3 separate regions of the Homo sapiens genome follow, and all the other regions are linked to region 3. Evidence: chromatin contacts called from ENCODE Hi-C or POLR2A ChIA-PET data. All regions are on one chromosome and are shown on one strand. Each heading gives the region's core, a stretch centred on a gene start or an enhancer-like site at or near the end of the contact. The rest is flanking DNA. Distances are from core to core; before and after follow the strand shown. Region 1 has its middle 38 kb from the start of LINC02641. Region 2 overlaps LINC02641 (long intergenic non-protein coding RNA 2641). Region 3 holds the start of BUB3 (BUB3 mitotic checkpoint protein).

Region 1 (3,636 bases), core at 490-2,989, 160 kb before region 3:
CATTCATTCATTCCTCAACAAATATTCCCTGGGTGACATCATAGCCATATCTTGTTTTACTTAGAGGAGAGGAAGGGGGATGGATAAAGGGCGGACCTGGGGACAGAGGCCTATCCTGCAGTGGAATAGCCCATTCATCAAAGCCACGGCTGTGTGGCTTACTAAACCTACCCTCCCAGAAGGTCCTTTGGCTATGGTCAGTCAGACTTTTCCCCACCTTAAGAGGCTTTCCAGAATGTTCCTTTAGTCACATTTATGCCTGTGCCTGGGAGCAGTGTAAGTATTCTTAATTTCTCTATCACAGGATATTTCTAATTATGTAAAGCCACCACACAGGGTCTGGCACTTAGTAGATGCTCAATAAATGGTAGCCATTACTATCCCAGAGTGAAGAAAAGATAACCGTTGAATATCTACGGTCTTCTGTGGAAGCACATGCATCCACGCTGGGGGCCAGCAGTGGTGGTGTAAGAGCATATCATGGGCTCAGCCTCCAGCAAGAGCCTCTTGATCCCAAGATGACCAACAATTTTGAATTGGGCATTGGTCAGCCCAACACAATCTTGTTGTCCAGAGAGCCACGGACAGGGGCAGGCTTCCCCCAAGCTTTTCTCTAGAATTCTGGGGCTGTTCTGGGCACTCATGGGGTCTTCAAATATTTAATTCAAATTAATTATTTACTGTACATAATTTTTATCATAATGATATGCCTTCCAAAATTGAACACAATGGAGACACACCCAATGCATTATCTGGTATTGCAACTTGTTTTTGAGCACAGTTTTTCTGATCTGTCACAGACCAAAAAAAGAAACAGGAAAAAAAAATTTTAAAGACCACACATCAGAATAATTTTCTCCCTTATTACTGTTTAATTAATGAATATCCTTACATTTCAAAGTAAGCTACTTTTTAAAATTACCATTTGCAAGCATAATTGGTTCACTGCTATAAAAATAATACTCTTACCTGAATTGGATGCTGAGGCTGTTATAGGCTGCAAGTGTAACTCATAAACCCAAATTCAAAACAGTCTTATGGTTCTCATTGATTGATTTTAAAACATCATTCATTTGAACTTCTAAATTAGATTTAGACTGCCAAAATGCCCTTTTTTATCTGTTACATATGTTAGAATTCCCAATTAAATTGTGTTTGCAAAAGACTCCTAACACAGTTTATAGGCCATTAAGAGAGCCTGGTGCAATCCCCAATGAGGGCCAAAAAGTGAGAACCCTTCCAGATATCCTAGGAGAGCTTGGGCCAGCTGACAGCACTTTAATATCACTGAGCTCCCGCTCGAACCCCAACATTCTCTATGCTTCTGAAAAGGGGGCCACTTTGACTTGGGATTCCAGACTTTACAGTTAAAAGAACAAAAGAACCATGGGAAAAAAGACTGGAAGGAAATATGCTGAAATGCTAACATGCTAACAGTGCTTTTCTCTGGGTGATGGGATTCTGAGTGACTGAATTTTCTTCTTTCTTATTCGGAAGTTTTCCACAATGATCATTATAAATTGGTATTTTGGCCAGACACATTCCCTGCCTACTCACATTATTACTTTTTTATTCAGAAAAGAAAGTAGGATTTTGTATGTTCTGTTATTTAAAAGGAAGACCATATAATATCTTGGCTTCTGTTGTAACCAATCCCTCCCACTGCTGGCCCCACACCCAGAAGAATGAGGAAGCATTAGGCAGCTCCAGAAATGCAAGGCCTCCCACCACCACCCACACCCCACACTCATGCATCCAAACAGAGGCAGTCAGGTTCCAGGCCTTCAGCCTCGCATTACTCAGTGTACCCAAACCGGATGAAAAAGAATGAGAGCAAAGTTTAAAAACAAAGTGAACTCGGCCAGTCAGCTCGTCTTTCCTCTTTCGGTCCCTCTGACTCCGTTCTCAGTCATAGCAGGCTTTCCCCACTTAGGGCTGTAAGCTCAAGCACATAAAAATACAAGGGTCCCAGATAAGCAATGACAAAAAAATTTTAAGTGTAAGTATGTCCCAAATATTGCCTGGGACTGTTCAAAAGTATTTTTTGCTGTTTTTAGTCATTTTAGTATTGGTTGTTTATCTGAAATTAACTCTAAATGGGCATTCTGTATTTTATCTGGCAGCCCTATCCCCAATTCAAACCAACTGACTCACCATTGGAGATGTTTTTGTCCAGTTTGGTTTGATTCGGTTGGTTCTTGTTGCTCATGGCAGGCAAGCCGATTTAAAAAACAACAACCAAAAAACAAAACCCTCAACCAAGGTTTTGTTTGTTGTTGTTGTGTTTTAATTGGCTTGCCCGCCAACTCTCTGACACTGGGCAGGCTTCAGTCTCCTCAAACGAATGAGTAAATGTCACTCCACCCACCTTGCACATGGCGAAGACACCATGAGATGATGAAGGGAAAGAATCTGGGAAGTAGGGCTACAAGCAGGTAAGCCACCCAACAAACTCAAAATGGAGAAAGCAATGAGTTGCTTGCCTTTTCTCCTTCTTTGTGGGAAACACTGGGACACTACAGCTTCCACTTAAAACTCTATGGTATATGTACAAAGACAATGAATTAAATACTTAATATGCAGACAATTCCAATAAATTAAACAACTCCAATAAAATAAAAAGAAAGCTGCCAGCACCTAAGTAGAAAAATGATGAAACAGGCATTCCAGTACAACATGCTTCACCAGAGCACCTCATGGTAGTGTCCTCAACCTCGCCAAGCCTCAGAAGCCCCCACTAAATGTGGAGCATAGTGGCTACTCATGGGGTGAATGTGAGGTCTAAATGAAATAACGCATCCCATAAAACACTCAGTGCTGGCACTGTTCCCTCAGTTAATGATGGCTGTACTTAAGTCAAAAAAATATATATATATACACACATCTCAAAGAAAACACATATGTGTGTATATATATTAAATATGTTTTTCTTATATATTATATATAAATAATATATATTATGTGTGTACAGATACACATATATACATACGTATTTAATGTTATATTTCTCATATATAATATATAATATATAAATAATATATATTTCCTTTGAGATGATTATATATAATACTTATATATGACATATATAAGATAATATTTATATATGACACATATAAGATAATACTTATATAATACTTATATATGACATATATAAGATAATATATATACTTATAAGATAATTTTTATATATGACTTATATAAAAGTAAGCAAAAAACAGGGAAAAATTTCTACTTTATTAGAAATAAAATAAATTGAAATTAAGCTTTACTTATGAAATTGGCAAAGGTTGTTAATAACTTTAATAACGACATTATTTAAAAGATCAAAAATGTTCATAAATATTAGATAAATAGAGAACAGTTAAATAGACAATAAATGAATGATTAAACATATAAAGAATGGTTAGATAAACTACGGAATTTTTTAAAATCAGAGAATGAGTGAATTATGGAATTCTTTATGTTGGACATTCTAGGGAGTCACATTAAGTGATGTGTTATGATGAAAAAGAACATTTGATGATATGAAATATGTTCTTAATATAGTGAATGAAAAATTTCAGAATATGATGTACAGTATTATTATATTTGGATTCATGGATATGGATACAAATAAAACAAAGACAATGAAAGCAC
Region 2 (3,596 bases), core at 789-3,288, 240 kb before region 3:
TAGGAGAGGAGGCTGGGGAGATGATGGAGGGTGTCTCAGGATTGTACCCCAGATTTAATTTATAGAGGCAATTGAGTGACAAGAGAGAGAACCACGAGGTGAAGGACTGGACAGGGCCAAGACACAAAGAGTGAGGCAGAAGCCTAGGCCAGCAGAGCCCTCATTGTGGTTTCCTCAGGAAAGGCCAGGCCAGGCAGAGGAAACAGCCCAGGACCAGCTAGTCTGAATCGTGTTGGGGGACCTCTGGACTCTGGGGTGGTCTCTAGATGCTCGGTATCTGGTTCAGGGGTGGTTTAGGGCAGGGGAAATATTGGTTAGTGTGTGAGTGAGATAGAGAAGGTGAGTGGAGAATGGGCCCTGGACTGGTTGGTTACATGTGAGTGGTGGTGGGCTTGCAGGCAATTTGCTTTCTGGCCAGTAAGGTCCCCAAGATGTCAAAGCATCATAAAATATAGAAAATACCAAACATGATTCATTCCTAGGGGTCCAGAGCGTGCAGGGCCTCACAGGCCACGGGGAAGAGCTGGAATCCCCTCTCAAGGATATAGAAGCCTGTAGATGGGGAGATCTATCTGGGAGTGGCTGAGAAGCTACGGAGGGAGGCTGCCTGTGAGCTGAGTCCAGAGACAAGGGCAGGGACGGGAGGCGCAGGAAGAGGGGGGTAGTGGGAACAAGGACTGTAGGGCGTGACTGTGCATCAGGAAGGGCGAAGGGTCTCGGGGTGTGTGGTCGGGTCAGCAGTGGGAAGTGGAGGCAGGAGCTGGGTTGCAGAGGGCTTGCCTGGAGGGTCGTGGTTGAGATTGAAACCATAGCTCTGAGGCCCAAGAATCAGCTGTCAGAAGTCCCCAGGTTGGAGAGTGGCTGATCAGATCTTTCCACTGCAGGTTATGATTCTTTCTTTTACGTTCTATGGTTGAGCTATACCTTCTCCCTCCGGGACCCTGAGAATTCCTGAGGCCAGAGCCAGTTCTTGTCTCAACTGTGAATCCCCCTTAAACCAGGCCCCATGGCTGTGTGCTTTACACGCGTTAGGTCACATTGTGTCACTTCAGCCCCTGCCAGTGCTCTGGGATAGGCACAGTCTCTGCCTTTATTGAAGGTAACTAAAGCTCAGAAAGTAAATCATGTGCCTAAGGCCACAGAGCTAATATAACACGGAGTCAAGACTCAGACGCACCCAGTGGTGTCCCCGTGAATGTTTAGCCAGTTCTCTGGGAAAAGAGAACTGATTGTTAGTGTTTGCCAATTTCTGTGGTGTAAATACTCCCACCATGGCTGATTCCAAGCTGCCAGCATGAGCTCATGGAAGGCAGAGTTGGGGAGCAACCATTATACAGTATTTCCACCAGAAGGATATTACAGACATAAATAACCTCAAAAGCATAGATCAAGAGTTGGCAAACTTGACCTGGGCTATGGGCCAAATCTAGTGCTACATGTTTATAAATAGTTTTACAGGAGTACAGCCATGCCCATTCTTTGATGCATTGTCTGTGGCTCCTTTTACCTTAAAACAGCAGACCTGAATAGTGTGTCAGAGACAAGAAAGCCTAAAATACTTACTATCTGCACTTTCATAGAAAAACTTTGGAAACCTCTGATACAGATGGTAATACAATGTTATAAAATAATTAGAAAATGATGAGTTTTGAGTATTTATTTTCTGTTTTTGATATAATTTATTTAATTGCAATTTTCTACAATTTCATTTTTAATATATGTTTAAAAACCAGCTGCAAAACACTTACAAATTTAGCAATCCGCTTTTGCAAGCTGGAAATATCCCACTCCGGCACACCACTGAATTACGTCTGCCTCCAAATCATGTGCTCTTTTCTTGACACATTTTCTGAATGAATGAAAGCATGCATGCATGAACAGACAAGTGGTCAGACCGAAAGAGAAGGGCCCTTGGCCTGCATGTTGGGAAATGTTGCAGACTTCAGCAAGAGCACAGATGCCTTCACCAAAGGCCTGATGACTGTAAGAATGAAACTCAGCTGACCTATTTAAAGCAGTTAGAGGAAGAATGGAGACTTAGCAGGTGAGAGAGGGAAACTAGAGAAGGGGCCTTCATAGGGCAATCAGGCCTAATTTTCCACGAGCAGAACCAGGATCAACAGGGCACCACAAAAGGTCTGTGTCCACCTCAGTGCAAGGCCTGTAGGCCCCATTGTCAATAGAAATGAAAGTCTAATTAATAGACACTGTTTTGCCCCATGCTGAATGCACTAAAATCTAACTTGGTTCTTTAAGAAGTGGAGGAGCAGAAGTGGCTTGTGTGAGGACCTTAAATTTTTCTTTAGTAGAAACCTTTATGCCTAACAGGAAATCATTTGAAGTGAAAATCACATAAGCAGAATTATCAGGTCTAAGAGCATGTGACTTGACCCTGTCTTTGGCAAGGGCTGTCTTGGGAATAAAGATGCCTACACTTGAGGTGCTATGCACAAACACAAACACACACATGCACACATTCACACAAATACACACACACACACACACACACACACACACACACACACACACACGCCACGTTAATACTGGGCCTGCCTATTCCCCCCAGTCATGATAGTTCCTGTTGCTTCTCACCCTATTCTATCCCCCTAAAAATACCCCGACACAGTGAAAGACACAGGCCAGAAGTTGAACACACGCTACAGAACCCTGAAAGGGAGATGGGGGCCTTAGAGAAGGCAGAGGACATTTGCAGAATCCTGAGCATGCTGGGAAAGGATGGTCGCACAGCTATTCCCCAAGATTATTCGGTGTGGCTTTTCGGGTACTGGCCCAGCCAAGAGGTTCAACTGAAAGAGAAAGAGAATTTCCAGTTTTGGGTTGTGTGTTTTTTTTGTTTTGTTTTTGTTTTTGTTTTTTTGCCAGGACACTTTCCCCTTGTCCTTGCTTTGCCCTTTCCTGTTGTGGAGGGGGCCACTCTCTGGCTTCAAGATGTGCCTCCTCTCTGTGGACCTGCACTGCACCTTGGATGGGACACCCAAAGCTGCTTGTCCCCAGGCAATTTTGCCTTCAGATGTCCTCAGCCATGACAGCCTGGTGCCCAAGCCCACTCAGGTGCCACCCTGCCATCTCACCAGCTTATCCTGGGGCACTCCCTACAGGGAAAACACACAGACAAAGGGCACCTTAGCTCCCTGGCCCTGGACTGCAGGGGCTGTCATTGGAGCCCTGCACATACGTGAGCCATGGATGCATCTTCACAAAACCACAGTCAGAAGGAGAAGGGGACTAGCCCAAGGTCACTCCATTGAGTTGAAGTAAAACCAGGCCAGGACTCCAGGTCTCCTGTCTGCCAGGCCTCCCAGAAACCAAACAGAACCCAGCTGCCAGGAGGAAATTGTCCTCTCCCTTCCTACTTTCATATTTTTCACTAATGATGGACGTCATCAACACAAACTTTCAAAACAATACAAAGGGCACAGTTATTGTTTCTTATGGAAGGGGTGAGAAGGAAAGAGAAACTTTATACATAATAATTTTTGCTATCAAATGAGAGATGCCGGTGACAAGCAGAGGCCAGAGTGTGGCACATTTAATTTAAGCCGTGGCAGCGAGGGGCAGCCTCCATTACAGCCATA
Region 3 (3,867 bases), core at 685-3,184:
ATTTGGGCTCCAGTCCAATCTCTAACACTGTGCCAATGTCACCAAAAAAATTTGAGTAAGTCATTTCATATCTGGATCTCTAAGAAATTACTTAACCGAAAGGAAATGTATCATCTAGTTACTCATTCAAAAAATGCAACGGAAACATATTTTGCTAAATACCTAAAACAAACACAATTAATATAGACATGATTGCCTATTTTTTGTCAGGTTTTAAATCTACCTTTAGCTTCTGAAAACTAAATTAGCTTCTAAAAACTGAACTCTCAAAACATCAGCATTGTAGTGGAAAATCCTAATGAAACGCTGGCCAGTCTGGGATCCAGCCCACTTCTAAGGACAAAATAAAGGCCAAATACTTGAGTGTCAATTTATGTAAACACTGACAATGGCGACCATAACTGGCTTTACTGCAAAAATACATGCATAATATTCTGTAATCAGTAACTTAATGGTTATCATTTAAATTAAAAAAATCCTAAATTCAAGCCACCTGTACTTAAGCAACTTAGTAACTAAGCAATTTAGGAACCACTCTTCCTACATAAACATTTATACTTAAGAACACTAGCCAAGAAAACAAACTGGTAAAGATATGGTCACATTACCTTGATCAGTGTTCAAATCATGCATTTTCAATTGATGATCTAGTCCTCCACTCCAGGCATGCGTTGGATCCTATAAAATAGTTTTGAACCGTTTAAAAACTAGAACTTTTGAAAGGGTTTCAACATTCTTATTTCTACAAGCAAGTGTTCAGTTTATGCTCGGGATATGCACTGGGCTCAACTATTCATGGTAAACAAACCAAAAAACAGCATAAAAAAGCAAGTGGTCACTAAACTCCTGTGTCTGGAAATTAAAGGAGGGCTGCTTTATCCTAGCCAACACGCTAGCTGAGGGTAAACATACATTTCCCCTAAACGGTTCCTTTCAATACGGCAGCCAAAACAGTATTGTTGCAAATATAATGATCGTATTTTCAGAAAGTTTAGAGTTACTCCACAAGCGTGTAACAGAAAAGGGGAGACGGAGTTTCCAATGTCTGCATGTCTCCAACCCAAAACGGTACAGGTTCAAGGCAGATGCTCCTGAAAAGCTAAAGAACTGTCCAAATAACCCCACCGACAGACGCCTCTACCCAACACTGGAAAAGAAACGCTCCTCACGTGGAGAATCGTTAACACAGTAAGAGGGCAGGAGCAGGGCGGGAGGGCACCTACGTAGAAGGCGCAGTCCAGGACGGCGCCGGTGTGCTGGTACTTGAGCCGCATGGAGTTGGCCGGCACATCGTAGAGACGCACGGACGTGTCCCAGGAGGAGACAAGCAGGAACTGGGAGGTGTTGGGGCTGAACTTCACGGAGGAGATGCCATCCTCGGGTGGCTGGTTCAGCTTGAACTCGTTAGAACCGGTCATCTGCAGAACAGGCGCCCAGAGTCCCCAGGGGTCCCGCGGGCTGGGGCTGCGCACTGACAGCCTGGCACTGGGGGTCCCCCCAGAGGGAGGGGCCGAGAGGACGACCGCGAGGAGACTCTGCGCTTGCGCCTGCGCCGAGCACTCGCCCGCCAAGGTCCGGACTCGCCCCATCATCCGGCCCCCGCCGCGCCCAAACCGGCCCAGCCCGCACCGCCGTCCCCCTAAACCCAGCCCGGCCCACAGCGATGCCCGGACCCCAGACTGTTCCCTTTCCCCTCTCCCGGGGTCCCGTCGCCCCGGGCACTCCTAAAAATAAAGGGAAAACAACAGAAACGAAACGGGATCCCCTGCGAATCGAACGGCCCTGCCAGTTGCGGACCCGGGAAGTCCCTGGAGAGCCCGCTCCCGCACACCGTCGCCTCGCCTCCCTACCTTGGGCTCCCCTCAGAAGCAACGTTTCCACTACTCGCCACTCGCTGCGGCCGCCGCCGCCTCCTTGCTTCCCTCAGAACACTCGCAGGCTAGGCGAAGGAGGCGGAGAGGAAGCTCCAGTGTAGACCTGCCATTGGCTGATTTCAAACGCCAACGTCTCAGTCTAGGGGGCCGATTGGTCCGCTCAGCTGCCCAGCATCGGTCAACCCAGTCATCCTGTTCCGGCTCAAAGGGAAACCGCTGCTTTTCCGATCACGTGGGCTCATTTTACCACCGCGCTGGGGCATCAGCGTTCGAGCTGGACGCGTGGAAACTACACCTCCCAAGGAGCATCGCGCCAAGGCTCTGTTCATGCCCTCTCCCGCCTGCGTATGGCATTCTGGGAAATGTAGTTTTCTAGGGGCTGACGCTCTGCCCGCCCTCTTCATAGAAAGCGGGAAAGATCTTTACAGCTCTGTCCATGGCGCCCTCCCCTTGAAGTTAGTCTCTGAAACACAAGAATCCCATTTTGGGCAATACTTATATAGTCCTAAAGTTGTCTCCCTATCCCTGGGCGTGCACACGCCCGTGAAGCTAACCAAAAGTTGATGTAGAGGAGGAAATATTTGCTCTATCAACTGCATTATTTTGCCTTGATTTTTTTTTTCTCATTTCTTGGGAATTTCCACCTATAAACCAGGGTCTCCCATTTCCCATTGTCTCAAGTTCTGCTGAAGAAACCCATTCATATTTATATTATGCTTTATCTCTCCACCCCATCTTTCCACAAACATTTATTGAGCCTCCACTGGCGCCAGGCCTGGTGAGAGGCTCTGGAAAGATGCATGTAATCAGACCAGCCTTTGCCCTTCAGGAACCCCCCTTCAGAAGGGTGAACAGCCTGGGAGACAGTACTCTGCAATGTGTTAAAGCTCCCACCACTTCTTTTAGAGCTCTTTTTTGAAGGGTCCTGAAACGACAGCTACAAGCCTCTCCCCTTCCACTCTGTCCTGCCACTCCCCAAAGTTGCAGGCTCAGTGTGCTCCATTTGCTGTTTTCTAGAATCCTCTAGAAATGAGGATCAAGAAGGTTGCTTGAGTATGAGAAATTATTTTATCTCCATGAAAGAAAAGCAATACTTAATCAGTAGAATGAAGTGACTGAGTTATTCTTGAATGTCAAAGGCTCACTGAAAAATTTCAATTTAATCCATGCTTTAACCGCTTTTTCACTGCCTTTTGTAAAAGAAAAATATATATCGTTTTATTTGATTTTGTGTGAAGTGAGAGAAAATTGTGGGGTTAAAGTGATTAACTTTTAAGGGACATTAATGAGAAAGTGTTGATGATCTTTATGCATTCACACACCCTGAATTGGATGCACCTCTTTCTGTGATTCCTGACACAAGAAACACACATACAACAACAACCTTTCTGCCTACTGCATTGATGACATTACTGCTGAAAGACTCTTGCCCTCCTTCCTTGCCAGTCCTGGTACTTGGTTCTCTATCTCTTCTCTTTCCACAAGTTAATGGCTGAATTCAAAATTTTGAAATGCAGTTCCTTACTTCCATTCTAACTTTAGCTAAATAATTTTACCTCCTGACTTATCTGGTTCCTTCTCCCAGTTGTTTATTTAATTATATTATTGTTCCAAGATTCTGAGCATGAATTACCCACTAATAAAATCTAAGTGTATTTCATTATCCAGTGTGTGTATGATTCAGGTCCCTCTGGGCATGCAGTTGCAGCCCGACTCGATTTGAGTTTTAAGAAACGTCAATCTTTTAAATCCAGTTTAGAGGCTGAAAGGAGGCTGATGATTTTGCTGATTATTCAAATGAATTGATAGTCTTGAGACAGGAAATCTGGCAACAATGGAGTCCTGAACATTTAAATCCAAATGCAAAGTTGTGTGTGTGTGTGTGTGTGTGTGTGTGTGTGTGTGTGTGTGTAAAACCTAGTTACCTGTGAGAGAGGAATTCCTAAGAACTAATTATACTGTTGGATCACGGTTGACAGCTAGTTTCTGGATT

What was found. Hi-C counts contacts between places; a loop is a spot of excess contacts on that map. ChIA-PET counts read pairs that join two places held with the same protein, here RNA polymerase II (POLR2A). Pooled maps may share reads with other maps.
Region 1: a loop to region 3 is called in a map of dorsolateral prefrontal cortex, with 2.6 times the contacts of the local background. The contact joins the enhancer-like site here to the promoter of BUB3 in region 3. A Hi-C loop is called at or near these places in 3 of 168 maps with a recorded cell type or tissue (dorsolateral prefrontal cortex and head of caudate nucleus) and 3 of 50 pooled maps. POLR2A ChIA-PET finds 5 or more read pairs at or near these places in 4 of 52 experiments (HEK293, MCF 10A, PC-3 and 1 more).
Region 2: a map of OCI-LY7 shows a loop between it and region 3 (3-fold over the local background). The contact joins the enhancer-like site here to the promoter of BUB3 in region 3. A Hi-C loop is called at or near these places in 18 of 168 maps with a recorded cell type or tissue (B cell, CD4-positive, alpha-beta T cell, GM11168 and 13 more), 37 of 37 single-sample maps with no recorded cell type and 18 of 50 pooled maps. POLR2A ChIA-PET finds 5 or more read pairs at or near these places in 3 of 52 experiments (GM12878, MCF 10A and activated B cell).

The regions. Positions count from the first base shown.
Region 1 is chr10:123,308,068-123,311,703 of GRCh38, reverse strand. No RefSeq gene overlaps it. Among named protein-coding and RNA genes, the nearest start is that of LINC02641, 38 kb to the left of the region's middle. Within about 2 kb of position 1,739, at least 2 of the 41 ENCODE cell types and tissues checked have a DNase peak (open chromatin) inside an H3K27ac peak, as active enhancers do; they include PC-3, where a contact is called at or near this core.
Region 2 is chr10:123,396,758-123,400,353 of GRCh38, reverse strand. The region is part of intron 6 of LINC02641 (long intergenic non-protein coding RNA 2641); the gene reads right to left. Among named protein-coding and RNA genes, the nearest start is that of LINC02641, 51 kb to the right of the region's middle. RefSeq lists an enhancer at 1,960-2,269. Within about 2 kb of position 2,038, at least 2 of the 41 ENCODE cell types and tissues checked have a DNase peak (open chromatin) inside an H3K27ac peak, as active enhancers do; they include GM12878 and OCI-LY7, where a contact is called at or near this core.
Region 3 is chr10:123,152,469-123,156,335 of GRCh38, reverse strand. BUB3 (BUB3 mitotic checkpoint protein) reads right to left here and starts at 1,934. Exons shown (of 8, transcript NM_004725.4): 1 at 1,851-1,934; 2 at 1,224-1,418; 3 at 609-678. The coding sequence starts at 1,418. RefSeq lists enhancers at 1,284-1,353, 2,084-2,243, 2,080-2,249, 1,969-2,263 and a cis regulatory region at 2,164.